4 separate regions of the Homo sapiens genome follow, and regions 1, 2 and 3 are each linked to region 4. Evidence: chromatin contacts called from ENCODE Hi-C or POLR2A ChIA-PET data. All regions are on one chromosome and are shown on one strand. Each heading gives the region's core, a stretch centred on a gene start or an enhancer-like site at or near the end of the contact. The rest is flanking DNA. Distances are from core to core; before and after follow the strand shown.

Region 1 (6,850 bases), core at 2,313-4,812, 220 kb before region 4:
ATTGCTTTGATATGTCCAGCCCTGTGCGAGCCATGGGGGAGCCACTAGGGATCCGGAGGTGATCACAGCTCACTGGGGATGATAAGATATGGAGATAAATAATCATACAAGGGGGCCGGGCGCGGTGACTCACACCTGTAATCCCAGCACTTTGGGAGGCTGAGGCAGGTGGATCACAAGGTCAGGAGATCGAGACCGTCCTGGCTAACACGGTGAAACCCCGTCTCTACTAAAAATACAAAAAATTAGCCAGGCATGGTTGCAGGCGCCTGTAGTCCCAGCTACTCAGGAGACTGAGGCAGGAGAATGACCTGAACCCGGGAGGCGGAGCTTGCAGTGAGCCAAGATTGCGTCACTGCACTCCAGCCTGGGTGACAGAGCGAGACTCCATCTAAAAAAAAAAATAATAATAATAATCATCATCATAATCATACAAGGGAAGTGTTAATGAGTGGCCAAAACATATAAACAGAACTCTGAACACTTAGAGGAGGGAAGATCGCATCCATCTTCAAGAGTATCCGGGAACGTTCTGGGGAGGAAGGGGTGGTTCCCACTAGATCTGAAGAACAGGTTGGATTTTCAAAGGTTGTGATGGTGGTGCACTGTAAAAAGTTTTTTTTTTTTTTTTTGAGGTGGAGTCTCACTCTGTCCCGCAGGCAGTGGTGAGATCTCGGCTCACTGCAACCTCCACCTCCGGAGTCAAATGATTCTCCGGCCTCAGCCTCCCAAAAAGCTGGGATTAGAGGCACCCACCACCATGCCCAGCTAATTTTGTATTTTTAGTAGAGATGGGGTTTCACCATGTTGGCCAGGCTAATCTCGAACTCCTGACCTCAAGTGATCCACCCGCCTCAGCCTCCCAAAGTGCTGGCATTACAGGTGTGAGCCACCACACCCAGCCAGGTCGCTGTAAAAGCTTTCTATGGCTTAACTCCTAACAACCCAGAGAGAAATGGTTATTATCCTCATTTTTCATCTGGAAAATGAGGCACAGAGGGGCTGTGTATTTGCCTGCGGTCACAAAGCTGTTGGGTGGCAGAGCCAGAACTTGAACTCCAGAGCTTGTGCTCTTTGCTGCTGTGCAGCTTGTGATGTCATGGAACACGACAAGGTGCACAGAGAGGGTAGAGCAGTTGAAGTGTGTTTGAGGGCAGTGCTTCCCGGGGGTATTCAGGGGACCCTCAGAACAGCCCATTTAATAAATCAGTAAACAGGTTCGGAGATAATGATGCCATGGTGGCTAGCATTTGTTGAGCACCCCCTCGATGTGTGACTATGTCATCACTGCAGCTCCTTTACAGATGAGGAGACTGAAGCTTGGGAGGTTGCAACACTTGCCCCAGGTCCCACAGTAGACAGATGAAGTCGTTGCTGAATTGTGAGCTTCAGGACACCAAGGACTGTATCTGTTTCACCTAGTGTGGCACCTGGTGTCTTTTATTATTTATTTATTTATTTATTTATTTTGAGGTGGAATCTCACTGTCACCCAGGCTGGAGTGCAGTGGCACGATCTCTGCTCACCGCAACCTCTGCCACCCGGGTTCAAGCAATTCTCCAGCCTCAGCCTCCCGAGTAGCTGGGACTACAGGCTCATGCCACCACGCCCAGCTAATTTTTTTGTATGTTTAGTATAAACAGTGTTTCATCATGTTGGCCAAGCTGGTCTCAAACTCCTGACCTCAGGTGATCCTCCCACCTCAGCCTACCAAGGTGCTAGGATTACAGGCATGAGCCACCATGCCCAGCCTAAATCTTTATTTGATTGACTGAATGAACGAAAGCAGCAATGCATTTAATACTCCCCCTGTAGTATTTCCTTCCTCACAGGGTTACTGTAAAGAGTAAATTAAGTAATTAACCTAAAACGTAGAGCACAGGTTTTTTTGGCAGAGCTCAGTAAGAAACAGCTGCTGCTGTAATTGTGATTATTAAGATTTTTATGATGATTCAGTTTCCCTATTCAGACCTTTCCCTGCTGTTTTCTCTCCATCTCCTCCCCAGGCTCAGACGTGCAGCTTCTGGAATACGAGGCGTCAGCTGCTGGCCTCATCCGATCCTTCTCTGAGCGTTTCCCAGAGGATGGACCCGAGTTGGAGGAGATCCTCACACAGCTGGCCACAGCCGATGCCCGATTCTGGAAGGGCCCCAGTGAGGCCCCATCTGGCCAAGCTTGAGGAAGATGTGTGGCCTTGCCCCCAATTCCATCAGACCAAGGCTGCAAGTGGCCCTCCATTCGTGTGTGTATTTAGGGGCTGGGGAGGGGGAGGGGCAGGAGCTTGGACCTTGGTACTACCTCAGCTGAGGGTGGTGACACAACCCCTTCCATTTGTCAGCACTTTCCAGCCTGCCAATTGCTTCCCCTCTGTGATCTCATTTCATCTGCACTGCCATACGTGGAGTGAGCAAGACAGGGCTTACCATCCTGTCTACCAGATGAGGAAATGGCAGTTCTGAGAAGTCACTGGTCTAGATCCCGCAGGTGGCACGTGACAGCTAGGGTTCAAAACGTTCTCACCAAATCCAATGCTCCTCACATATTAATTTTATAACCAGACAAATAAATATTAGAGACAACCACCATCTTTGCGGCGTGTGTGGCTCCTCCTTGCCTTTGCCTGTCTTCTCATTTACTCCCAGCAGAGTGATGGGCTCAAGGCCTGGGGAGGGGGCAAGGAGGGCCATTTTTAGCCTCCCTTCCACAACAGGATGTTGACATTATCTCTAGATGAGGATACGCAGTCACAGAGCTGAACATAGCACAATTTTTGCAGCTCTCCTTTGTGGCATTCCTTGCATTTTTAAATGTTCTGGGGCCGGGCACGGTGGCTCATGCCTGTAATCCCAGCACTTTGGGAGGCCGAGGCGAGGGGATCACGAGGTCAGGAGTTCGAGACCGGCTTGGCCAATATGGTGAAACCTCGTCTCTACTAAAAAATAAAGTAGCTGGGCATGGTGGCATGCGCCTGTAATCCCAGCTACTCGGGAGGCTGAGGCAGGAGAATCCCTGGAACCCGGGAGGCGGAGGTTGCGGTGAGCCGAAATCGCGCTACTGCGCTCCAGCGCAAGCGACAGAGCGAGACTACGTCTCAAAAAAAAAAAAAAAAAAAAAAAGTTCTGGGAACCTACAAACTCAACTTCAGTCAGAATCCTCTGCATTTGTCCCATAACCCTCGTGTTTTGTTTCTCTGGGCCTGGACCTCTACAGTAACGCAGCAAGGCAGGACATGGTCCTTTTCAACCGGGTAACCATGAAGATGGAGACAGGAGGAGTTCTTTTTGCTGCTCATAAATGCTAGAAGGGGCTTCTTTCCAACCCTGGAAGCCAGAGGGCTCTGTGGCTGACCCAGAGATTGTAGGACCCAGACGCCTGGAAAGGTGGCTCTGACTGGGAAGGAGCAAAGATAAATATCTTTGAGGAATCTGAGACAGATTCCTCAACCCAGGAAGGTGGCCAGCGCGTCCTCCTGAGCCTGGGTGGGAAAGCTTGGCGCCCGGAACCTTTGTACTCGCCCTTCCCTGTGCTCGGGCACTATTGGGCGTTACGCGAGGGCGGGGCCGGTTGCCAGGACGACGCCTGCGAAGATGGCCGCTGCGTCCTCATCGGATTCCGACGCCTGCGGAGCTGAGAGGTGAAGGCAGGGCTCCTCAAGGCCTCTTTTCCCACCCGTGTAAAGAGGGTCCCTTGGTCCCCGGGCTCTGGGCTCCTGCTGTTCTCGGGCAGTCTGGAAGGACTCTTAAGAGGTCAGATAGGGAAACCGAGGCCTAAGATGTGCATATGTGTGTCTGGAGGTCGCTCGGTGAGCCAGTGGCGGAGCCTGGACTTGTACCCAGACGTTCTGTACCTTATGTTCAGAGTGACCTGTACCAGCTTCCTCAAAGTTTTTTTTTCCCCTCCCATGGGACTCACTCCCCAACTGTCTTTCCCCCACTTCCAGCAATGAGGCCAATTCGAAGTGGTTGGATGCGCACTACGACCCAATGGCCAATATCCACACCTTTTCTGCCTGCCTAGGTGAGTCTCTGGAACCAGGAACCCTGGGTTCTAGTGGGATGGGGAGTCAGACAATGGTCCTGTAGTGAAGCCTCTGGGATTCTGAGACTCTGGTTTTGGCCCTTTTGTTTTCCAGCGCTGGCAGATTTACATGGGGATGGGGAATACAAGGTAAGCATATCACCCTAGCCAGGAGAGTTGAGGGTAGGGGGGTGTACCCAGAAATGAGATTTCCTGACGGCTGAAAATAGGCCCAGCATACTCTGGAATTCACATATACTGTGAAAAAGCACATTTAGCGTTAAATTTTGTTTTTATATGGAAAGTGAAGAGAACTTATTGATTTCATAATACAGACTGCAGAAAGTAAAGCAGATCAAATATTTCTGGGGATTCTACTAAGACAAAGCCTCTTAGTTAACCTGATTTCTTTGTTGGAAGGGCAAATCCCTTGGTTGGGGGTGGGCACTAGAATCTGGAGGGAAAGTAAAAAGGAGGGAAGTGAACGTTTGATGTTTATCAAAAGATTTTAAGATGGGCCATGAGCTGTCAATTTTTGAAGCTGGATAATGGGATATATGGGGACTCATTATATGAGTCTCTCTACTTTTGTATGTGAATGAAAATTTTCCATAGTAAAAATGTTACATTTTAAATTTAATTTTAAGGCCAGCAATCCCAGCACTTTGGGAGGCTGAGGTGGGTGGATCGCTTGAGCTTAGGCATTCGAGACCAGCCTGTCCAACATGGTGAAACACCATCTCTACTAAAAATACAAAAATTAGCCGGGCATGGTGATGGGCACCTGTAATCCCAGCTACTTGGGAGGCTGAGGCAGGAGAATTGGTCAAACCCAGGAGGCGGAGGTTGAGTGAGCTGAGACCATGCCACTACACTCCAGCCTGGATGACAGAGTGAGACAGTTTCAAAAAAAAATATATATATATATATGTGTATATATATGTATATATATGTATATATATGTGTATATATATGTATATATATATACATATATTTAATTTTAAATAAAAATGTAAATTTAAAAAGATACAAGTTTTTTAAAGGTAGAGAAATATATTGGGATAAAAGAAAGGAAGTTAGCATGGATTCAGTATCCATTTCTGGACTAGACATTCCATGGAGGCACATAAACATGGATTTTATTTATTCCCATTTTGTGAATGGGAAAATAGTTTCAAAGAGGTGAAGTTTACTGAATTTGTAACTGGGTCTGTTTGATTCCAAGTTTTGTGCTTTTTCTACCAAAGCTCAGCCCTCACCATGGGCAACAACACCACAATGGATATATCATGTGGGTGGCTAGAAGATAGTCCTGGAATCCCACCCCACACAGAGAGTGCAATAGGACTCAGTGGTTTTTGCCCCCAAATTCCTATCCATAATGTATTCAGTAATTCAGCAAGTGTATAGTGAGTCCCTACTGTGTGTCAGGCATCATGGGGACACTACACTCAGAAATGCATCAGCATGTGGTCAGGAGGAGATACACTGTCGACAATTATTCCATGATATTGATTGAATACCTAGTTTGTATTTGGCTCTGGGCTTACAATAGTGAGGGAAGAGAAACCACAGACACAGTAGCTAATAAGAAATGTTAGCCAGGCACAGTGGCTCATGCCTGTAATCCCAGCACTTTAGGAGGAGGCCAAGGCGGGTGGATCACGAGGTCAGGAGTTTGAGACCAGCCTGGACAACATGGTGAAACCCTGTCTGTACTAAAAATACAAAAATCAGCCGGGCGTGGTGGCAGGCGCCTGTAATCCCAGCTACTCGGGAGGCTGAGGCAGGAGAATGGCTTGAAACCAGAAGGCGGAGGTTGCAGTGAGCCGAAATCACGCCATCGCACTTCAGCCTGGGTGACAGAGCGAGACTCCATCTCAAAAAAAAAAAGAAATGTTAAATATCTTCACATAATAGAATGTTTAATGGCTAGTTTATTCACCATTGAGTCCCAGCATCTAGTCCAGTACCTGACATAAAGTAGGTACTTGATAAATATTTGTGGGGAAGTGAGTAGATGCTAAAATTGAACATGTAGAAAGTATTACGGGAGCGCCAACGAGAACAATGGATTCTGTCTGGAGGCACCAGGAGGTAGTAATGTGTGAACTGGGCATTGAAGGATGAATGAAGTCTATCAAGAAGTCAAGGATGAGAGGATGGGGAAGGCATTTCAGGTAGAAGAAACAGCACAAGCAGAAGGACAGAGACTTAGAAGTTCATAGCATATTTGGAAAGAATAAATGTGAAGTTAGAAAGTTGAGACCCATATAAAATAACTACCACATAAAATAGTAGTTAAGACTATGGCTTTGGATTCAGACAGAACTAGCTCTACCACTTAATAGCTGTATGACTTTTACTTAACTTCTCTAAGACACAGCTTCCTCATTTGAGAAATGAGGCTAATAATGGTGCCTACTTCATAAGGTTGTTGAAAGCCAGGTGTAGTGGCACACACCTGTAGTCCTAGCTGCTTGGGAGGCTAAGGTGGGAAGACTGCTTAAGCCCAGGAGTTTGAGGCTGCAGCGAGCCATGATCGCACCACTGCACTCCAGCCTAGGTGACAGAGCAAGACCCAGTCGCTTAAAAATAATAAGACTGTTGAGAGGGTTAAATGAAACGATGCATGCAGTTTCTGATGTGGTCCCTGGCATATACTGCATGCTCAGTATCCAGGAGTTCTTGGGTACCCCCTTTCTGGCCGGAGCACAGCAATGGGAAGGGTGATAGGAAACAAGTTGGGAACTAGATCAGAGAGGCCTTCCAGGCCTCATTCAGGGAAATGGGCTTGTGTGGCAGCTCCAGCAGCTTGGAAGATGGATTAGAG
Region 2 (7,292 bases), core at 765-3,264, 250 kb before region 4:
CACAAAGCACTCAAAATCCAACTCTTCCAAGTTCTCTCTTCTGACCCTGTTGGGAACCAGGCAGGGGAACATTCTGATCCCATTTCCAGTGGGGAACCTCAGACCCTAGGAGGAAAGACCAGCAAAGGGCACCACAGTAGATGCTGGGGAGGATTCAGAGGTATTGGTGGAGGAGGTCAGAGCCCTGGTCTTGTCCCAGCTCTGCCTTTGCCAGCTGTTAGAGCCTCAGTTTCCTCAGTGCTAAAGGGGATAACAGTCACTACCTCGCCAGGTGGTTGTGAATATACAGAGAGCACCTGTAACACAGTTGATTCGTAACTGTTGCTCCTCACCGACCCCTTTTGCATTCCCATGGGGAAGAGCCAAGGCTGGGGAGTTATGACTCCAGTGATAGACTGCTCCATGTGAGTGACTGTGTGTGTGTATCTCTATGTTGGGGCCAGGGATATCTGAACTGTGTGGTGTTATAGGAGTCGGCGAACCTCTTAGCCTCAGTTTCCCTATCTGTACAATGGGTAAAGTGATCATACCTCAGGATTTTTGCAAGAATTAAATGAGGTCCTCCATGCCAAACTGCTAGCAAGGGACCTCAGTATATGCTCATCTTATCTGTGATCATAAAAATGTGATCACGTAGCTGGTTGGGGGGTCCTGAGAGCACTGGGGTCTTTTCCTTGCCTGAGCTGCCCCCTGCTGGCAGTGGGCAGCACTACCTCCCTTACCTGTGCACATTTCAACTTCACCTGTCAGCCAACTTTATACCCATTTTAAAGACAATGAAAACGGAGGCACAGGAAAGAAGAGGGGTGACTTTCCTAAGGACACCGACCAACTTGTTGAACTCCCCCATATAACAAGTAATCATCAAAGCTAACAGCTTGTAACACTGTTGTGTCAAGCAGGGCCTTGGGCACCTTTGTGGATGAGAAACTGGTGTCTATGGTAAGCAGAGGCTGTCTGGCCTAGACACGGGCGTAGCAAGGAGACCGTGCGGGATTTCAGTACCCAAACGCCCCTCACCCTGCGCAACTATAGGGAGCGGCACTGCAGTCAACACATCACAACTTACAATATCCCTTGGATTGGATTCAATTATTAGCCTGGTTTTCCGGTTCATAAAGCCAAGACTCCCAGACAACCTCACTCCACCCCCCAGTCTGACCCTGGGCCCTCACCACTACTCCCCATTTGGCCTAGGCCCTTCCGCATGCCCCACCCAGACCGTGGTCCCGTGAGTCCGTCCAGACCTGTAAAAGTGGACCGCGGGCCCGCCTCTGCTCTGGACTCCCTTTCGGGGCCGCAGGAGGCTTTCTCATCCATCAGGCATCTGGCAAGCACCAGGAAACTACCAGCCTGTTTGTGCTAAGGAAACTGAGGCTCGGGAATGTTTAGCGGCTCCTTCCAGGCCCGTGGCGGGTGGGTGGTGGTACAGTGAAGCAGTCGAGGCGTTTCTCCGCGCCCCTACACGGGTGGGACCACCTCAGCCCTGGCCCGATCCCACTCAACCGTAGCCCCGATTCCCGGCACCGAGAGCTTTGCAACTTCCAAGTCTCCACCCCCAGGTCCCGAGTCCCGAGAGGAAGGTGGAGCCACATTACTCCTATTGTGTAGGTTCCCACCTGCAAGAGTGCTGTCGGGTCCTCTGAGGTGAAACCCCAAAGGAAAGCGGGATCGGGACTGGGGGAGGGGGATTCCCAAGTCCCTGACACCCGCGCCGTCTCGGCCTGGGCTTGGTGACCTCGTCAGTCCCGTCTGCCGGGACTAGGCCGCGGCCAGGCCGGGCACAGCGGTACCCGGTCCGGCGCGTGTGCGGCCTGCTGACAAAAGGCCGAGCCCGCAGGGCCAATCCGCGCGCCACCCCGTAGCGCCTGGGGGCGGGAGCGGGCGAGCCGAGAAGCTCGTCTTGGCGCGTCTATTGGCTGGTACTGACGCCCATCCGGACCCCGAGGCCAGGCAGTTGGCCAAGGGGGGCGGGGTTCGCAGAGCCCCAATGAATGGGGGAGCCGGAAGCAGGAAGTGAGTTTGCGAACGGAGCAGCTGCTGCAGGTGAGGCGCGGCGCCTGGGCTTTTGGGGTCAAAGCGTGTCATCCCGGGGGACCAAGGCGAATCCATACTGAGCGCAAAATCGTTCCCTTTCTGCCCACTCTCCAGTACCCCCTCCAAATTCACCCCGCCCTCGAGGCCAAGGAGTGCTCCGGGGAGCAAAGAGTTAACAGCCCTTTCCGAACCTCGAGGCTGTGCTATTGGGGCGGGGCTTCTGGAGGCCGGGGCAGGGCGAGGAGGCTGGACACTCTGTCCCAGCCGGGACGGGGCGTGGCGGGGAGAATGCCCCGGGTTGGGGAATCCCCGGGTTCCAACGGGGCTGTCAGACCTTCAGTAAATTGTTGCCCTTTCCAAGCCTCAGTTTCCCTATCTGTAAAATGGGCTTTCTTCTGGTTGTGAACTTCTGTGGCTTCCCTGGTGGAGCACAGGGAGCGAGCAGGAGAATGGAGGGCCAAGGAAAAGGCATTTAGAGGGATGAGAATGGGACAGTTTCAAGCAAAATCATTTATTGCTGTGGATACTTTCCGTCCAGGGCGACTTCATCTGATTAGCGCACCCACCTGGTAATATTGGGGTTATTCTCTCTTTTATAGAGGAGGAAACGGAGGTACAGAAAAGTGAAGCAATGGACTTGACTTTTAGGAGTCTGGGGCCGAGTCCTGGCTAAAGGCTGAGCCTTCCAGCTGGCGGCCTGGCACTTTATCCTTGTGAGCACAGTGGAAAGTGTAAAGAATTCTGAACAAAGGCCAGGCGCGGTGGCTCACGCCTGTAATCCCAGCACTTTGGGAGGCCAAGGCAAGCAGATCGCTTGAGGCCAGGAGTTCGAGACCAGCCTGGACAAAATAGCGAGACCCCGTCTCTATCAAAAATACAAAAAATTAGCTGGGCATGGTGATGCACGCCTGTAGTCCCAACTACTTTGGAGGCTGAGGCAGGAGAATCGCTTGAACCCGGGAGGCGGAGGTTGCAGTGAGTCAAGATCATGCCACTGCACTCCAGCCTGGGCAACTAAGTGAGACTCCGTCTTAAAAAAATAATACTGAACAAGGAAGCAGGGAGGGGCCTGGGCTGGGAGCCTAGAGATGAGGATCTCTGCTGCTGATGTCTCCATTGTGGGATTAGGCAAGGCTCTTAGCCTCTCTGAACCTCAGTTTCCCCATCTGTAATACTAGGTAGTTAGAGTCAATCAATTTTTTTTTTTTTGAGGTGGAGTCTCACTCTGTTGCCCAGGCTGGAGTGCAATGGTGCGGTCTCAGCTCACTGCAGCCTCCACCTCCTGGGTTCAAGTGATTCTCCTGCCTCAGCCTTCCCAGTAGCTGAGATTACAGGTGCCTGGCACCAAGCCTGGCTAATTTTTGTATTTTTAGTAGAAAGGAGGTTTCACCATGTTGGTCAGGCTGGTCTTGAACTCTTGACCTCAGGTGATCCACACACCTCGGCCTCCCAAAGTGCTGGGATTACAGGTGTGAGCCACCATGCCTGACCTTAGAGTCAATCTTTAAGGTTTAGGGACTACAGACCAAATATGGTCCACCAGTGTATTTTGTGACCCCTTGGGTGAGTCATCTCACCTTCTCTAAGCCTCAGTTAGCATATCTGGTGAATGGGTACAATAGTATTCCCTTCCACATGGGCTTTTGGGAGGATTAAATGAGATCATAAGAGTTCAGAGCCAGGTATGCAATTGGTATGGGGTAAACAACAGCTGTGATGACAGTGATGGTTCTCAGCAGGGCCCATGGCGGACACCCAGTACATCCTGCCCAATGACATCGGCGTGTCTAGCCTGGACTGCCGTGAGGCCTTCCGCCTGCTGTCACCCACAGAGCGCCTCTATGCCTACCACCTGTCCCGTGCCGCCTGGTACGGAGGCCTGGCTGTGCTGCTTCAGACCTCCCCTGAGGCCCCCTACATCTATGCTCTGCTCAGCCGCCTCTTCCGCGCCCAGGACCCCGACCAGCTGCGCCAACATGCCCTGGCTGAAGGCCTTACCGAGGAGGAGTATCAGGTCAGTTCTCTTGGGCCAACCCACATTACCTGAGTGGCTTCTGGGTGTGAAAGACCAGGATGCAAATGTCTGTCTCTTTCAAGGGGTAGGTGGAGGATTAGACCAAAGGTTACAAATTCAGGCACTTCCCCTCTCTGGAGCCTCAGTCTTCTCACCCGTAAAATATGCATGTGGGATGTCTGTACCTCTTAGTGTTGTGATGACCCACTTAGAACAGTGCCTGACTTCAAGATAAATGATGGCTGCTGTGATTATAACAAAAGAAACTGTGGTGGAGATTCAGGGAAGGCAGAAGAAGGAGTCCAGAGTAGGTATCAGGAGGTCTGAGTTCAGGACCAGTTCTTCTCTACCACACTGTGTGGCCCTGGGCAGAATGTTCTGCCTGTCCCTTGGTTTTTGTTTTTGGATGTATTGGCCAAGTAATACACAAATTCTTAGTGCATTGCAGCAATGCAGAAAGACACAAAAGAAAACACAAAGATCACTCATTCTCAGTGCCCTCCTCAGAGGTAACCCACTGAGGCTGATACAGCCTTTTCTTTCTCTCTCTTTTTTATTTTTTATTTTTTTTTTGTGACAGAGTCTCATTCTGTCACCCAGGCTGGAGTGCAGTGGCGTAATGTTGGCCCACTGCAAACCTCCACCTCCCAGGTTCAAGCACTTCTCATGCCTCAGCCTCCCAAGTAGCTGGAACTACAGGTATGTGCCACCACACCGGGCTAATTTTTGTATTTTTAGTACAGGTGGGTTTTCACCATGTTGCCCAGTCTGGTCTTGAACTCCTGGCCTCAAGTGATCCACTTGCCTTAGCCTCCCAAAGTGCTGGGATTACAGGCGTGAACCATCGTGCCCAGCCTTGGTTACAGCCTTTTCAATCCCATCTGTGTATTACATACATTTATGTGTATATGCATGGTGAATCAGTTCCTTATTTTCTTTTTTATAGAAATGAGATAATGTTCTTTTCCTGCTTTGTGTCCTGCTTTTTCCATTGAATGCCATGTCTTGAAGAACTTGGAGAATGGGGTACATTTAAATGTACCTCATTCTTTTTTATTGACTGTAAAGCATTCCACAGCAGTGTACACTATAATCAATTTAATCTTCATTACTGGACATTTAGCTTGTCCCGTTTTTCTTACAAACAGTGCCATGGTGAGCATACTTGTGCACACATGTGAGGAGGATCTATTTCTAGAAGAACTGCTGGGTCAAAGGCTCTGTACATTTACAATTGACTGATTCTGTTAAATCATCTTCTAAAAAAGCTTCACTGCATTATATTCCCACCAAGAATGTACAAGAATATGGCCTGTTTTTCTATATGTGAAATAAAGGGATTGGATTGTTTCTCTCTGAGCTGATGTACTGTTTATTCTACCTCTTTTGAACTTTGGGCATTCACTTCCCATCTTGAGGCCTTGGCTTACTCATTAAAAGAGCTAATATCCGTGGAAATGTTTATAAACAGAAAGGTGCAACCCAAGCGTTATTATTTTCAGGGAAATTCTTTTTTTTTTTTGTGGGGGACGGAGTCTCGCTCTGTCACCAGGCCGGAGTGCAGTGGCACAATCTCAGCTCACTGCAACCTCCAACTCCCTGGTTCAAGCGATTCTCCTGCCTCAGCCTCCTGAGTAGCTGGTATTACAGGCATGCACCACCACGCCCAGCTAATTTCTGTATTTTTAGTAGAGATGGGGTTTCACCATGTTGGCCAGGATGGTCTCAATCTCCTGACCTCGTGATCTGCCCGCCTCGGCCTCCCAGAGTGCTTGGGATTACAGGTGTGAGCCACCACGCCTGGCCATTTAGGGGAATTCATATGTTTGCAAGTGGCAGAAACCCAGCTCAAATTGGCTTACATGAAAAGGAGAATTGTTGGGTCACATGCTTGAAAAGTCCAGGTCTAGAGGAAGTTTCAGGCATGGCTGGACTCGGACTCAGTGCTACCACTGGGATGCAGTCTTCGTCTCTCAGCTTGCTTGCTTTTCTTACTCCTGGAGGGGAGCTCCAGGAGTTCCAGGCCTGATGATCCCTGGTGTACAGAGGCTCTTTGCCAATGGGAAATGTCCTGGGTAGCTCTCTTATGCCAGCTTGAGCCTTGTGTCCATCCTGTAGCCAAGGATGGTGGTTTCTCAGACTGACTGAGCCAGGTTACATGCCCACCCCTGGAGCTGGGGGAAGGGAGATCCCCCACCCCACCCTCCCACCCACAAAAGGAGGATTGAGGTCTTGTTACCAGAGGAAGATCTGGGGCCAGCAGAAGCCATAGAATAGACAGATGATTAAGGCCTCTCCGGCTCTAACATGTGATGCTTCCAAGGCCAGCTGCCTGACAGGTCAGAGGCTGAGGACAGGCTCTGGAGAAAGAGGGAGGTGCTGCTGGAACTGGGCCTTAAAGGACACAGTAGCTTCAGGTGGCTGAGAGGGTGCTGGGGTGGGGAGGGAAAAGGCAGACGAATGCTTGGGTGTGTTTGGGAACTGCCCAGAAGATCAGTTAGGCCAGACAACGGGGGTGTGAAAATGGGTCTGTGGAAGTGAGTGTGGGCCAGACTGGGGCTTCCCAGGACCTAGGTCCTGCCCACACATTTCCCAGCCTCACCCACACTGGCTCTGCTGGGGCATTCGCATCTCAGGAGGAGGTGTCGCTGGGGTCAGGGAGGCTGTGCTTCCTGGGTCTCTGATGCCTGCCTCCCCCTCAGGCGTTCCTGGTCTATGCCGCGGGTGTTTACTCCAACATGGGCAACTACAAGTCCTTTGGTGACACCAAGTTTGTTCCCAACTTGCCCAAGGTGAGCCAAGGGAGGGTTGGGGAAGGTGGGGATGGGGGGCTGGTGGGGTAGAGATGGAAAATGCAGTAGAAGGAGCCCCAACTGGAGTGTCAGAAGCCCTGAGCAGAGCATGGACCCTGTCGCTTCCACCCTGCATGACTGTGGGTGTCACCAGCCTCACTGGGTGCTGCGGCCTCTTCGTGTATAAAGGAAAAGCACCACTCGCCCTGACTGCTGATCCGCAGGCTGAACAAGGGCGAGATGTGGAAGTGTTCTGTGAACTTTTAGGTGCTCTCAAAAATGGAGCTTGTTGGTCATCACCAGGAACAGTGGGAAGTGCTGGGCCGGGGGCATCCCTCCCAGGGTTATGAGACTTGAGCCTATCTCGGGCAGAGGTGGTTCTTATAGCAGGTATAAGAGCCGGGACTTCAATATGCACACAAGTCACCTGGCAGTCATGCTGACATGCA
Region 3 (7,062 bases), core at 4,124-6,623, 180 kb before region 4:
TGCGAGTAGGGGGTGCAAGGCAACCCTGAGACTGTGGGCGCAGCTAGACCTGCCAAAGTGTGTAGAGTGAGGGGGGAATGGCACCTAGACAGGAGCACGGGGAAATCGGTTCTTGGGGATCAGATAAAAGATGAGAAAGGGCAACCACAAAGGAAGGTGAACGCACCAAGGTCCCAGCCATCGGTGATGCCAGGCGGAGAACGCTTCACGGGGGCTGGGGGCCAGCAGTGTCATGAGTCTAAAAGGTCTCATAAAGCAAGAAAGGGTCCTGGAGTGTGTGGAGACAGATCCCTGAGTGAGTGGTGGTGGCAGAAGCCAGGCTGGAGCAGGCAGGGAATGAGCAGCCATGAGCCTGGGCAAGTCCCTTGGGAAGCTTAGAGCAGGGCAAGCGCTGGAGGAGGATATGAGGGCAAGGGAGGGTTTGTCCAAGGTGGCAAACCAGGAGGGCAGAGAAGGCCTGGCCTGCAGGAGAGGCAGATGCCACAGCCTGAGGCCTCCAAGCAGGGAGGTAGGCACCAAATACAAGAAGCTGGGGGCAGTCAGCTGGGCTCGGGGAGTTGAGGACAGCACAATTTGGGATGTGCCAGCTGATGTCTCACTTTCTCAGTGCTGGAGCTTGGAGTGTGGGAGAGCAGGGAAGGTTTGAGCTGCTGTTGCTGGGAGTAGCAAGCTTACAAGCAAACGGGAAGGCCAGGCATAGCCGAGGGCCTGCTGAGGTCAGCAGCCATGAACATGGCATGGCATCAACCTGCCACAGACTGCCAATGCCTCTGGCTCTCAGCAGCCAGAGGCAGACACAGAGAAGCCAGGAAAGCACTGTGGAAGGAAGATGAGGGAGGAAGTTTGCGATGCTGGCAGGAGAATGGTGAGAAGGATGAGCTCTGAGCTGGACGTCGGTGGCGAAGGTGGAAAGGTACAGACGGGCGGTGAGGGCCACGAGCCTGCAGGCTCATGGAGCAGGTGCCAGGGCGTGGAGGAGTAAAAGACGGAGAGAAGAGGAGGTGGGCAGCAGAAAGAGGAAGATGGGTGGTTTGTGAGGGTGACTCATTTTTGGATTCTGACCAGGACTGGGGTGTGGACATGGGAGGAGGGAAAGGAAGGAAAAATGAAGGAGGAGGCCAAGAGCTAAGCCATCCAGGCATTGAGGGGGCTGTTCATGCAAACTTCCAGACACCCTTGATTTCCACAGGGCCCAGGGCGAAGAGAGAGTCTGTGACTGGAGCCAGAGTCTTCCGTGACTGAGGGGAGTGAGTGTTGACCACAAGGTGGTAGGGCAGTGCGGCTGAAGGGCCGGGACTCCTGGAGGGAGGCAGAGGAGGACCCATTGGGAAGCTGGTGTGGGCAGATGAAGATTCTGATAACCCCAGTGGGCCGCTTCCCGAGGCCTCCCCTGGGCTGTAGGTGGGGTCCATGCACAGAGCTGGGCTTGGATAGGATGAGGAGGCACAGTGACTACCCGGAGTAGCCGGGGAGGTTCCTCAACCACAGATCAAAGTGACAGAGGGAACCATGGAAAGGTCAGGAGGAAGGAATGGGGGCGAGAAAGGCCAAAGCATTCTGGGGGTAGAGAACAAAGAGTAAAAAGGACCAGCGAGGCTTCTATCTGTAGATGGGGGAAGAGGAACATATGTGTCGTCTAGAACATGGCATCTCAGGCAGCCTGCTGATCCAAGTCTGCCCTCCCCAGCTTCCCATAACTGGGCCTTCTCCTGCCTGTCACTTTCACTGGCTCCCCACTGTCCAGTCAAATAGGAGCCATCTCCTCACACCAGTTCTCAGGACCCCACCAGCCAGGCCTCCCCTACCAATCTGGCCTTAATTCTCACAATTCCCTGCCCACTCTCCAAGCCTTTGTTCCTATTGCTTCTCTCACTTAGAAATGCTCCTAGAATGCACTTCCACATCCCGCCATGCAGAGACTCCCACGAGTCTTTCTCCTCTCTCAACAACTCCAGGAATCTCCCAATTCTCCAGCCAGAACGCTGCACTTGTCTCAACACACCAGTTTCCATACTGCACCCCCGGGTGAATACCAAGCTGCCCTTACTGGCCATCACTGACACTGGGGCTGGGTCCCCCAGGCCAGAAAGCCCGTCTCCCACCAGAATGGGCTGTACTCCCCAGCCCAATACCAGGGCCCCTGCCTCTGTGCAGAGGCCTCCCAGGCTCCCCACCTGTGAGCAACATGAGCCAGGGAAGCAGGAGGAGGGCAGCCATGTGGAGGGGCGTGTGGGCTCGCAGCAGGGCCGACAGTGCAGGGCCCAGCAGCACAGAGACGTGGAGCAGGACGCCGGCGGCATGAAGCAGCAGGCACAGGAAGGGCCGGTAGTTGCCGAAGCCCACGCAGCGGCCCAGCAGGCGGCAGTGGTGGTCCCGACGCAGGATGCAGACGCGGCAGGCAGAGCAGTGTCCGCTGCGTGGCGGCACCTGGCTTTGGCATTGGTAGCAGTAACTGCAGGAAGGAACCACAGCGTCAGTTCCCCCAGCAGCTCAGATGCCCCATATTGTGCACAGGGCTGCCCCAGAGCCCATCCTGCGGAAGTGGCAACAGCCATTTGCCCTGGCTAAGCCTCAATTTCTTTACAAGTAAATGCAGGCTAAACAAGATGTCCCAGGCCCTTCTAGTTCTAGCACTACAGGTCTGAGGTCTCTTCCAGCCCTAACATCCCCAGTCCTGAGACCTCTCTCAAGCCACTGACATCCAGCAGCAAATCCCTCCCTTCCTCCACGGTCACCCCTTTGTCCAGGTCACTAGGAACTCTCTGGATTACTGCAATAGCCTCTTGACTGGTCTCCGATTCCACCTTTGCCCCACCTCGTACGGTCTCACCCCAGCAACCAAACTGACCCTCCTCTGCTTAAAACCCTCCTGTGGTTCTCCAATTTATTTCTAGTAAAAAGCAAAGCCTTCAGTGTCCTACAACATCCTTCTATCTGTGACATCTCTTCCCCTCTCTTACTGCACTCCAGCCACACTGGCCTTCTTGCTGTTCTGGGAACATACATGCTGGGTACACAACTGCCTCAGAGCCTTTGCACCACTTGTTACCTCTGCCTGGAACACCTTTCCCTCAGATTCCCACATGGCTAACCGCCCCCCACGCCCTCCAAGTTTTTTGCTCAAATGCCTCCTTCTCTATGAGGTCTACCTTGACCACACATTTATGTATATTATTTTAAAAATTAATTAAAAAAAATTTTTAGGGACAGAGTCTCGCTACATTACCCAGGCTGGAGTGTAGTGGTTGTTCACAGGTGTGATCATAGCACACTACAGCCTCAGTCTCAGCAAAAGCCTCTGCCTGGCATAAAATGTGTGTGTAGAGCCTGTACCTGGTGTAATTTTTTTTTCTAATTATAAATTGACAAATTCCAGTTGTATATACTTATGGGATACCAAGTGATGTTATGATTTATCAGTACAGCTTGGAATAAATCAAGCTAATTAGGATAGCCATTACCTCAAACACTCATATTTTTGTGATGAGAATTTACCACCTGTTTATTTATGTATTTATTTATTTGAGACGGAGGGAGTCTTGCTCTGTCACCCAGGCTGGAGTGCAGTGGCTCGATCTCGGCTCACTGCAACCTCCGCCTCCCAGGTTCAAACAATTCTCTTGCCTCAGCCTCCCCAGTAGCTGAGATTACAGGCACGTGCCGCCATGCCCGACTAATTTTTTTATATTTTTAGTAGAGACGGGGTTTCACCACGTTGGCTAGGCTGGTAAACTTCTGACCTTAAGTGATCCGCCGGCCTCGGCCTCCCAAAGTGCTGGGATTACAGATGTGAGCCAACGCACCCGGCCTAACCACCTATTTAATATTGAAACTTGCAACCCCTTTACCCTGCTCTACTTCTTGTTTCCAAACTACTATCACCTTCTAGCATTCTATATGATTTGCTTATTATTCCTCTAGTTTCTCATCTGCACCCCCCTCAAATCAGGAATTTGTTCTATTGTACCCTTCGTCCCTGTAACAAAACCTTGCACCTAGTAGGCTCCCAATAAGTATTTGCGAGTAAATAAATAACACTCAATTCTAGCTCTTCCATCCCAGGTTCTAAAAAAATGTCTGATTCTAACAACCTGGATCCTAATGTAACCCGGTTCTAACATCTCAGGTCTTGGGGCCCCTCCCCCCTGTCCAAGGCTCCCACTTCTCCCCGCCCGATCCCGCACCCCACTCACGCCCAGCCCTGGCCCAGACCGCGGCCGGCCAGCATCACGCCACGGATGCTGGGATCCGAGCGCAGGAAGAGCCCCACGTTGCCCAGCAGGTTGAGCAGCTGGAAGGCGGCCAGCGCCAGCTGCAAGGCCCGGGCCAGGGGTCCCAGCGGCGGCGGCCCGGGACCGAGCACCAGCACGTAAGCCAGCTCCAGGCCCACGGCCGCGGCCCACAGCGCGGTGAGCACGAGAGGCAGCTGCGCGGGCGCCCCGTCCGTGCTCCCAGCCGCCCAGGGCTGCCCCATGGCCTGGACACCCAGCTGTCGGAGCCGGAGGACTAGGCCGCTTCCGTATTGGGGCGGAGATAGCGGCAGACGGACGTCTGCTACGGCCAATAGAAGCTCGGAAGGGGGTGCGGCGAGCGCTCAGACTCTCAGGGAACGGCCGGCCCACGCGGCGAGTTGATCTGGCCAACGGACCAGCAGTGGAGGCGCTCGGAATCCCGCGGCGCTGGAGCCCGGATAACGCCGCGGAGTGATTGACCCGCCCACCCTGGAGGCTCCTCCCATCCCGTCGGAGCCCCGCCCGCTGGCGCGGGGGCCAGGAGTGCCCGGGGGATTGAGTTGCAGCCGGGGTGGTGTCGGGGTTTCCCGGCTCAGCACATTCTCCCCTACTCCCCACAGCCGCCCCGATATTAATAGCCCTGCCGCAGCCCATCCAGCTGGCTCAGAGCCGTTCCCCATGCCCGGGTGTCTCCATCACCCCAGAAAACATGCAAAACAGCTCGGCGCCTCTGTGTTCCTGACTGTGAAATGGGGATAGGGCTCTGTGTCCCACCAGCGAGGTGCTGGAAGAGGCTCACGAGGAGCTCCAGAGGGCAGCCTCTAGAGCGGCCCGCGGCCACTATTATTATCGGCCTTTCTATTGTGGAGAGGAGTAAACAGACTCAGAGAGGTCCCGTGGATTTCTCAAGGTCACACAGCGCCCCAGCAGCGGAGCAGGAATGCAAACCCAGGATCTCCGCCGCGAGATCCACCCCGGCGCCCCCGAGTCCCGCAGTTCCCGGCTTCAGGACAACCCCTTGCCAGGTCCAACCCGAGCTCCTTCACCCCCATCCGGCCCCTCCCTCCTCCCCCATATTTAGTGCGAATTCGATCTGGGGCTGGGCTGGGCCCTACTTAATGGGGCCCGGGTGTCCGAGAGCGTGCCGAGCGGAGCGAAGCCAGGAGCCCGATCGAGATGATGATGGTTATGCAGCCCGAGGGTCTGGGGGCCGGGGAGGGGCGCTTTGCGGGCGGCGGCGGGGGCGGCGAGTACATGGAACAGGAGGAGGACTGGGACCGCGACCTGCTGCTGGACCCGGCCTGGGAGAAGCAGCAGCGGAAAGTGAGTGCTCGCCCATTTCCTGACAGCAAAACCGAGGCCTGAGAGGCCGGGCTGTTTGTCCTGGGCATCTCAGCAGTGCAGGGGCAGAGCTTGTCTTTAACCTAGAGTGCTAATCCCCAGCCCAGGCTCTGCCCATCAGCTGCCTGCTGTCCCCAGGGCTGGAGGAGAGGGCTGGGAGCCCTCAAGAGGGGTTTAAAATGACAAGAGAGTTTCTGGGCTCCCCACCCCCACCAGGGTTCATTCCCCTGGGCCCACTGCCCCACTTCTGCTGCTGAAAACAGGCTGGGCAAACCCCAGGAGATCCAAGTTAGGGGGGGTTCAGAAAGAAGAATCTTCTTCTAGTTAAATATTCCCAGACCCCACCCTGAAGGCTTGCAGTCAGGCAACTAGTGGACTTGGGAGTGTGGGGGTAGTGAGAAGGGTCCTCTCAGACCCCACCCCACCTCGTCTCCAGGGTGGGGTCCATAGTCGCTGTATCTCATTTAACAATTGAAGAAACTGAAGCCCAGAAAGAGCACAGACAGGCCCCACATCACAGACTGTCAGACATCAGGACCCCCGCAACCTGAGGATCTTTACCCTTTTCCCTACCCCCATTCTTTCCCAAGATACCCCAGGCATGGGGCCCTGAGTCTGCTGAAAAGGCCATAGGTCGGGGAGGAGGGGAGACCTGGGTCCCCTTACGCTGTAACCTGACTCTCCAGCCAGATGGACACTTAGTGCTGAGGCAGCACCTCGGGGGCGCCAAAGAGGGGCACAGGGGCAGCTGCTACCCAGGCCCAGCCCGTTGGGCACTCAGGGCCCCTCCCTCCCTGAGCTATTTTCACTCCCAGACTTTCCCAAGTAGAGGGGGCAGGACACCTGGGTTCCCAAAGGGAAAATGATCCAGGCCAGAGGGAGAATACTTTGGAGAGTGGCAGGCCAGGGGTAACCAGGAGGGCACTATGAGGCCATTGGACCCTGCTCAGCGTGTGCCAACACTGTATGACTCCAGGAGAGGGCAGGGTACTGGGGTACTCAGTGGAATTTAAATGACCTGAGAGTCCCAGAATTTAGAATCAGAGTACTTCTGCTGGGTTAGATGACAGGAGATGACCCCAAGGGCCGAGAGGCTCCGCTGACTCGGCTGGGGTGCCCCGGGTGACAGGCCTCCCCTTAGGCTCCCCCTGCACCTGTCTCCAAGCACGGCTGCAGTCCCAGGTTTGGCAATTTCCCGGTGGTGTCATCCCTGTCCTTGGCTCCAGCTGCCACCTGTTCTGCAACATCTCCTATCCCTACCCCCACCCACCCGGGCCTCTCCGAGATCCAGGTCTGCGTGCCCCCCATATGACACGTGCCAGTCTGTAACTTGCCTTTGTCACCTAACAAATTATCAGGAACATCTGTTCATCCCAACTTGCAGTCACCATCTCATCATCTACTCATTCAATGGCTGGCACAGCATAGAGGATCTGAAAATCAATCAGCATCCCTTGTAGTTGGACATTTGGCTCATTTCTTTCTTGTC
Region 4 (7,311 bases), core at 1,113-3,612:
AGATAAAACGAAAAAGAAGTCACAAATCAGCTCAGGGCCTCCAGGAAGGCAAGAGAAAGATGGGCCCAGGGCAGAAGGAAGGAACAGCAAAACCCCGACCCACCTCTCAGACTGTGTTCCTGATCAATTCCCTCGGAGGAAGTTAGGAACTGGGCTGAAGAGGGGGACTGAAATTTTATTTTCTCTTCTAGAATCCTCCAGTTATGGCAGATTTATTCAAATATTCAGATTCTTCACTCCCTTGCTATCTCCCTTCCCCAACCCGGGGTCACATCAATTTCTCTAAGGGAAGAATGTAAACTCCATCCTATCTTCTCCTCGGCCAATCCTTTGCCTTTCTGAATAAGCCAAGAGGTTGCCCCACACCTCAAGCTAAGACACATATTTGGAACTCACTCTGCCCCTCTTCACCTTCAAGGAAAACTGGTTTGTTGCTACCTCTGCCCATACCTGAAACCCCCGGGCTCTCCAGCGTTGGAACTGTGGCTGCTCCGAGAGGGGGAGGGCAGACGACATGTAGCAGGTTAAGACCGGGGCAAACCTGCACCTCACACAAGCATGCAATGTCCTGGGGTCAATGGGGTAAAGTTCCAAGCGAGTGGAAGGTAAATCACGACTGTGGCACCGGAGCCGGAACACCCCCGCGAGCAGGCCTTGCTGGGTAGTTCCGTGCGGGGCGGACCGCACAGCCCTATCAGCTTCCTGGCCACAGAAACGCCGCACGCGGCCGCTTCCCCGCCGCCCGAAGCGTCTGCTTTCTCCCCGGGCCAGTTCCGGCCACCACAGCCAACCGCGTGCCCCTCTCCCACACACTGTGGGGGAACAGAAGGGAGCGCGTGGAGCCAGCTGCCAAAGAGGCGAGGAGGAGCCCACGCGGCTCCGGGGAGGAGGGAGCCCGGCTCCCGCAGTCCGCCGGGCAGAGGCGGCCGAGCGCGCCCCCAGCACCTGGCCCGGCGCCGGCCCGTCCGCCCCGCAGCCCCGGCGACGCGAGGGGCCGGCGCTGTCAGACCCGCTCCCAGCCTCGCCGCGAACGTGTCCGTCAGCCCTAACTGTTCCAGACTCTTCTCCCGGCTCCAGAGAGGCCCGAGTCCCCCCCCCTCGGCCTTGGCCCCCACCGCCCTCATCCCGGTACCTGTGTGGCTGGCACGGGACCCTCTCCGTCCCGTCCCCGCCTGCTCCCGCCCCGGCTCACCCCGGCCGCCGGGACCCGACCCCGACCCCGACCCCGACCCCGCCGACCGCACGCGGCCGGACAAAGCGCGCCGCCCCGCGGGCCGGGACAAAGCGGGCGGGGCGCCGGCACCTACCTCGGCGCGGAGCCGCGGCCGGGCGGGCGGGGGCGCGGCGGGCGGGGGCGCACCGGTAGTTGCCGCGCCTGCAGCCCGGCCGCGACGGGCGGTTGCAGGCAGCGGCCGGGCGCACGGCGGGCGGCGGGCGGGCGCTGTCACGGGGCGCAGGCGGCGCGGGGGGCGCGCGGGGCGGGCGGCGGCGGGGCGCGTGGCGGCGGCGCGCGGGCGCGAGCGGCGGGACTGCGGCGCCGCGGAAGGAGGACAATAGCCTCCCCCTGCCGCAGGCCGCCGGCTCCCGCGGGAGGCCCGGGACCATCTGGAGCCGGCGGCCCCGCGGGGCTCTGGGCGGGGCCCGAGTCGCCCCTTCCCCGCCCAGCGCCATGGCAACCGAGGCCCCTCTCGGTGCTCCCCGCCGCTCCCCGCCCGGGGTAGTTGACCTGCCTCGGGGCGAACGCGGCAGCAGCTCCGAGGCCGGCTGCCGACCCCCAGCCACCTTCCGTGCGGGGTCCCCCCAAAACCCCGCCTTCCCGTCCTCGCTGGTCCCTGGGTCCCCCACCACAGCTTACAGGTCTTGATCTCCCCGGTTCGGACACCTCACCTTTGTCCCTATTCTGCTTTTCCTCCAAAATCCGTATCCCCGAGACACGCGATCCTTCCTCTAATGACACTGCCGACGAGGTTTCCCGAGATCCAGCCTCCGTTCCCCTTTCCTCTCCGGGCACCTCCAGTCCGTCTCCGCTAAGCATTCCTCTCACCCGTCCCCTCGCTCTCGCGTCCTCCTTCAGGCAGCTGGGCCGGCTCTCCCTCCCAGAACATCTCCATGGCACAGTGAAGATTCGTCTTCTACAGATCAGATGCTCCAAACAGGCATCTCAGCGCTTCTCAGCTCCTCTCATTTATCAACCAGGAGAATTCCGGCCTAGTCACCGTCTTGAGGGGGGTGGGGGTGGGGGCAGACATTTCTAGGCCTGACACGGCTGGGTTTCTCCTTGGTTTGTTAGCGTCTGAGTGGTCTAAGGTCCAAGGTCCTTAACCAAGGTGAACTGCTGCCTGCTTAGGAGAGGAAGGAATTATGCCCAAATCATGACAAACTCACAGAGTGCCAGGTGGGTGCTAAAAGCGCATCATCTCATGTGACACTCCCACCCCCACTCCAGCTCTGAGAAGTAGGTGCTGTTCTTCCAGATTAGAGAACTCAGCTCAGAGATGAGCCAGTGGTAACAGGGTGAGCTTTGTACAGAGCCGTTAGGTTATGTACTGCCCCTGAAGATGAGGGCCCGTTTCTATCCAGGGAATGCCTGAAATGGTCAAGTAAGGGCACTCAAAGAATGGGCTTTGAGTGAATTATTGGATTTAAGGTTTTATAATAGATTTATGGGTAATTTAGGATTTTGCTCCTTTCTGAAAAGGTATGCATACTGAAACAAATATGTGCAATTGAAGTACTTTCCAGATATGGTTTTGACAACCCTAACTAGTGGTGTCATCTACCTCGCCTTGGTTTTCCTAGTCTATAAAATGGGTTGGGAGGAGGGTTGGGGAGTTCCATTGAAAGATTACTTTGAAGTTCTCTCCTAGCTCTGATATCTGTGCTTCTACCACGAAACTGGAACTGGCTCTCTGGTGTGTACCTCACAGTTAGCTGCATTTGAGGCTATTTATTATTATTATTATTTTGAGACGGAGTCGTGCTCTGTCACCCAGGCTGGAGTACAGTGGCTTGATCTCGGCTCACTGCAACCTCCTCTTCCCGGGTTCAAGCAATTTTCCTGCCTCAGCCTCCCGAGTAGCTGGGATTACAGGTGCATGCCACCATGCCCGACTAATTTTTGTATCTTTAGTAGAGTCAGAGTTTTGCCATGTTGGCCAGGCTGTTCTTGAACTCCTGACCTCAGGTGATCTGCCTGCCTCAGCCTCCCAAAGTGCTGGGATTACAGACGTGAGCTGCCGTGCCAGGCCTGAGGCTATTTATTATTTTTAATAGCCACTCTTTCAGGCAATGGCATTAAAGAAACAAGGGCATAAACTGCAACTCTTCCCAGAGGTAGGATTATGTGTTGGTTGGTTCGGGGGAAGGAGGCACCAACCTGTGCATGACGGTCATCAGGGACACTTGGTCAGGGACATTAAAGCTGATGGGATGAGAATCAGCTGCCCATGGCCAGGCGCAGTGGCTCACCCTTGTAATCCCAGCACTTTGGGAGGCCGAGGCAGGTGGATCGCGAGGTCAGGAGTTCAAGACCAGCCTGGCCAACATGGTGAAACCCCTTCTCTACTAAAAATACACAAATTAGCCAGGCGTGGTGGTGGGCATGAAATCCCAGCTACTCAGGAGGCTGAGGCAGGAGAATCGCTTGAACCCGGGAGGCAGAGGTTGCAGTGAGCTGAGATTGTGCCACTGCACTTCAGCCTGGGCAACAAGAACGAGACTCCATCTCCAAAAAAAAAAAAAAAAATTAGAGAATCAGCTGCCCTGCCAAAGGAACTGGAACCACCAAGCTGCTGCTGCTGTACTGGTTACGGGAACTAAGGGTCTCAATGACAGCCTATAATATCGTGACCCAATTAGAAGTCAAGGGTATTAAGTCTTATGATTAGCAAAATAATATCTTTTATAATTTCCTATTTTCAGCATTTCATAATCCTTCAAGAAGCCTTGTAAGATAAACATTCTCATTCTTATTCTATTGATGAACAGACTGATGTTCAGACACCTAAGTGAATGTACAAGTTCACAGAATTAGTTCATGGTAGAAACTCCAGGTCTTCTGAATCCTAATATGTTCTTTCCTCTCTGCTAGACAGGGAGTATAGCAGAATGGTTAAAAGCATTGATTTTGGAGTCAGACTCCTTGGGTTTAAAACATAGTTCTGCCACCCACTGACTATGTGACCTTGGGCAAGTTACCTCCCTAGGATTCAGTTTCCTTACATGTAAAATGGCACCATAATGTGGGGAACATCAAATGAATTATTGCAGGTAAATGAATTATATGCAGCACATAGTAAGCACTTAATCAGTATCAGCCGTTATGATTTTACCGTATTATTTCCCATACTGTTTCCCGATTTGGAGAGGAAGCACATTGAATAAAGAGAACACTGAGATCACCTATCTCAGCTCTGTGACTGGGTTGCTTTGGAAACTTGTTATTTTGCTCTGTAGTGAACCAGTACAGTCAATGATGAAGAAAATATCTGGTTCCTTCTTATTTGAGTTGCAAAAGCGAATGGAATGATATCCACCAAGTTTGTTGAGCTTCTCAGTGAATCCACATTTGCTGCTTACATTACCAAGATTCATGGAAAGGTTTTGGCTCTGCCCACCAAACATACATACATAGCCGAATTCTCAGTTCTTGTTTCAATACCAGGGAAGAGGTGTCCCTCTTTTCACCTAAGATGGATTCTTCTGGCTCCTATGCTAAGTCTCATCCCCTTCTGCAGCCTCACGGCCCTCACTGCTGTCTCTCAGCTGGTTCCTTCCCATCAGCATTTAAACATGCTCAAGCATTTGCCAGCTTAAAAAATAATCAAGAAGCCCCGACTTCCCTCCATGCATTCCCCTTGCTCTTTATGTTCACAGTCTTCCTGAGTCATTTGCACTCATTGGCTTCACTTCCTCGCCCCTGCTCAATCAAATATTTATGCAAAAACTATATGGCTAATTATATACCAGGCACTGTGCTGGGATCTGGGGATATAATGATGAGTAAAATGGATACTGTCTGTTTTCTCTTGGAAGAGCCTGTGGTGGGATTGACAGACATTAATAAAATAACCCATCAGATATATAACCACAAAGTATAATGAGTGTTATGAATGAAAAGTTCAGGATGTTAAGAGAGAACTGAACAGAGTCATAACCTCAGATCACCTGAGCTGAGATCTGAAATATGAGAAGCATTAACCAGACAGAGTGGGGAATAATAATAGCTGTTACTAACATTAACGTGGAACTGTATTTCTAATACTTTACACATAACATTTCATTTAATCCTTTATAACAACTCCAAGAGGTAAGTATTAACCCCATTTCACAGATGAGGAAATGGAGACATTGAGAGATTAAGTACCTTACTCAGGGTCATCAAACCAGGCAAGGGTAGAGCTGGGATTTTAACCCAATCTGACCCTTGAACCCATGTTCTTAGCCACAGAGCATATGGCTAACAGGCCTGATGTTGCAGGACACATGGTGTACATAGGAAATGGAGAAAAGAGGCCGGGTGCAGTGGCTCACGACTTTGTAATCCCAGCACTTTGGGAGGCCAAAGTAAGCGGATCACAAGGTCAGGAGATTGAGACCATCCTGGCTAACACAGTGAAACCCCTTTTCTACTAAAAATACAAAAAAATTAGCTGGGCGTGGTGGCATGCGCCTGTAATCCCAGCTACTCGGGAGGCTGAGGCAGGAGAATTGCTTGAACCCGGGAGGCAGAGGTTGCAGTGAGCTGAGATCATTCCACTACACTCCAGCCTGGGCAACAGAGCAAGACTCTGTCTCTCAAAAAAAAAAAAAAAAAAAAATGGAGAAAAGAGGCTGCGCGCGGTGGCTCACGCCTGTAATCCCAGCACTTTGGGAGGCTGAGGCAGGTGGATCACCTGAGGTCAGGAGTTCGAGACTAGCCTGGCCAACATGGTGAAACCTCATCTCTACTAAAAATACAAGAATTAGCCGGGCGTGGTGGCAAGTGCCTGTAATCCCAGCTACTCGGGAGGCTGAGGCAGGACAATCTCTTGAGCCCAGGAGACGGAGGCTACAGTGAGCTGAGATTGTGCCACTGCACTCCAGCCTGGGGGACAGAGTGAGACTCTTTTTCAAAAAACCAACCAACCAAAAAAAAAAAAAAAAACAATACAAAAGAAATGGAGAAAAGACCAGGGTGCAGGGAAAACAGAGGGGAAGAGGGAATGTGTAGAGAATTGCGACTGGGGAGATAGGCAAGGGCTAGATCATGCAGAGCTTTTTATGTCATTATTTAAAGAATTTTGATTTTCACCTTTAGAGCCCTGAGAGACTATTGAAAGGTTGAAATAAGGAAGTGATAGGATCAACTTTGTATTTTAAAAAGGTCACTGTAGCTGCTATGGGGGGAATAGGTTACTCCAGTTGCTATGGAGGGGTGCAAAGATGTGTGAGAAACCAGTTAGGAGGCTACCACTGTGGGTAGGGTGACAGAGAAGATGGTAGCTTGAACTCAGTTGCTGGCAGTGGAGATGGAGTGCACAGGTTGAAAGAATTAACCAGATGTGGTGATGGGATAGATACAGGGGTGGTGGTGAGGAAAAAGGGTTAGTCAAGGATGAGTTGTGCAACTGGAATAATGGAGCTACTATTTGCTGAGATGAGGAATACTCCAGGAAAACCAGGTTTGGGTGGAGAGATTGTTGGTTTTGGAACCTAGGTTTGAGGTATCTTTGAACCAATCAAGTGGAGATATTGAGTAGTCAATTGTATATGGGCGTGGACTTTAAAGGGGAGGTCTGGACTTAAGATACCCATTTGGAATACATCAGTGTAGAAATAGATGGTAATTGAAGGGGATAGATGAGCATTGATACAATTGACTTAATCCAATGCAACAGAACTTCCACTCTAAAGCTGCTTTCAACAAGGTTGTCAATAATCCTATTGCACCTGGCTAACAAGGTGAAACCCCGTCTCTACTAAAAATACAAAAAATTAGCCGGGCGCGGTGGCAGGCGCCTGTAGTCCCAGCTACTCGGGAGGCTGAGGCAGGAGAATGGCGTGAACCCGGGAAGCAGAGCTTGCAGTGAGCCGAGATTGCGCCACTGCAGTCCGCAGTCTGGCCTGGGCGACAGAGAGAGACTCCGTCTCAAAAAAAAAAAAAAAAAAAAAAATTATCCTATTGCAAAATCCAGCTGTTAGTTTCCAATTGCTGTCTTACTTCTCCTCTTGGCAGCAATTGACTCTAATTATGCCCTGCTTCTTGAAATTTTCTTCTTTTGTTATGGGGTTGCCATTCTCTTGGTTTTCCTTCAACCCTTGTGGTCCTTC

What was found. A loop is a pair of places that touch in the nucleus more often than their neighbours do. ChIA-PET counts read pairs that join two places held with the same protein, here RNA polymerase II (POLR2A). Pooled maps may share reads with other maps.
Region 1: a loop to region 4 is called in a pooled map, with 3 times the contacts of the local background. The contact joins the promoter of BBS1 here to the promoter of SPTBN2 in region 4. A Hi-C loop is called at or near these places in 2 of 50 pooled maps. POLR2A ChIA-PET finds 5 or more read pairs at or near these places in 2 of 52 experiments (B cell and H1).
Region 2: a pooled map shows a loop between it and region 4 (2.3-fold over the local background). The contact joins the promoter of DPP3 here to the promoter of SPTBN2 in region 4. A Hi-C loop is called at or near these places in 1 of 50 pooled maps. POLR2A ChIA-PET finds 5 or more read pairs at or near these places in 2 of 52 experiments (HepG2 and activated CD8-positive, alpha-beta memory T cell).
Region 3: a loop to region 4 is called in a pooled map, with 2.4 times the contacts of the local background. The contact joins the promoter of ACTN3 here to the promoter of SPTBN2 in region 4. A Hi-C loop is called at or near these places in 2 of 50 pooled maps. POLR2A ChIA-PET finds 5 or more read pairs at or near these places in 2 of 52 experiments (H1 and activated CD4-positive, alpha-beta T cell).

The regions. Positions count from the first base shown.
Region 1 is chr11:66,507,073-66,513,922 of GRCh38, forward strand. BBS1 (Bardet-Biedl syndrome 1) reads left to right here and starts at 3,563. Exons shown (of 17, transcript NM_024649.5): 1 at 3,563-3,634; 2 at 3,941-4,017; 3 at 4,133-4,167. The coding sequence starts at 3,588. DPP3 (dipeptidyl peptidase 3) reads left to right here. Exons shown (of 18, transcript NM_130443.4): 18 at 2,007-2,585. The coding sequence ends at 2,179. RefSeq lists an enhancer at 3,425-3,474.
Region 2 is chr11:66,478,420-66,485,711 of GRCh38, forward strand. DPP3 (dipeptidyl peptidase 3) reads left to right here and starts at 2,015. Exons shown (of 18, transcript NM_130443.4): 1 at 2,015-2,046; 2 at 3,774-4,051; 3 at 6,754-6,843. The coding sequence starts at 3,782. DPP3-DT (DPP3 divergent transcript) reads right to left here and starts at 1,830. Exons shown (of 4, transcript NR_120586.1): 1 at 1,620-1,830. RefSeq lists enhancers at 841-1,408, 1,985-2,154, 6,337-6,698 and a silencer at 1,795-1,844.
Region 3 is chr11:66,541,530-66,548,591 of GRCh38, forward strand. ACTN3 (actinin alpha 3) reads left to right here and starts at 5,374. Exons shown (of 21, transcript NM_001104.4): 1 at 5,374-5,555. The coding sequence starts at 5,409. ZDHHC24 (zDHHC palmitoyltransferase 24) reads right to left here and starts at 4,519. Exons shown (of 3, transcript NM_207340.3): 1 at 4,194-4,519; 2 at 2,175-2,452. The coding sequence starts at 4,474. RefSeq lists enhancers at 3,684-3,793, 4,942-5,001, 5,072-5,121 and silencers at 4,272-4,511, 4,692-4,821.
Region 4 is chr11:66,726,854-66,734,164 of GRCh38, forward strand. SPTBN2 (spectrin beta, non-erythrocytic 2) reads right to left here and starts at 2,363. Exons shown (of 38, transcript NM_006946.4): 1 at 1,888-2,363.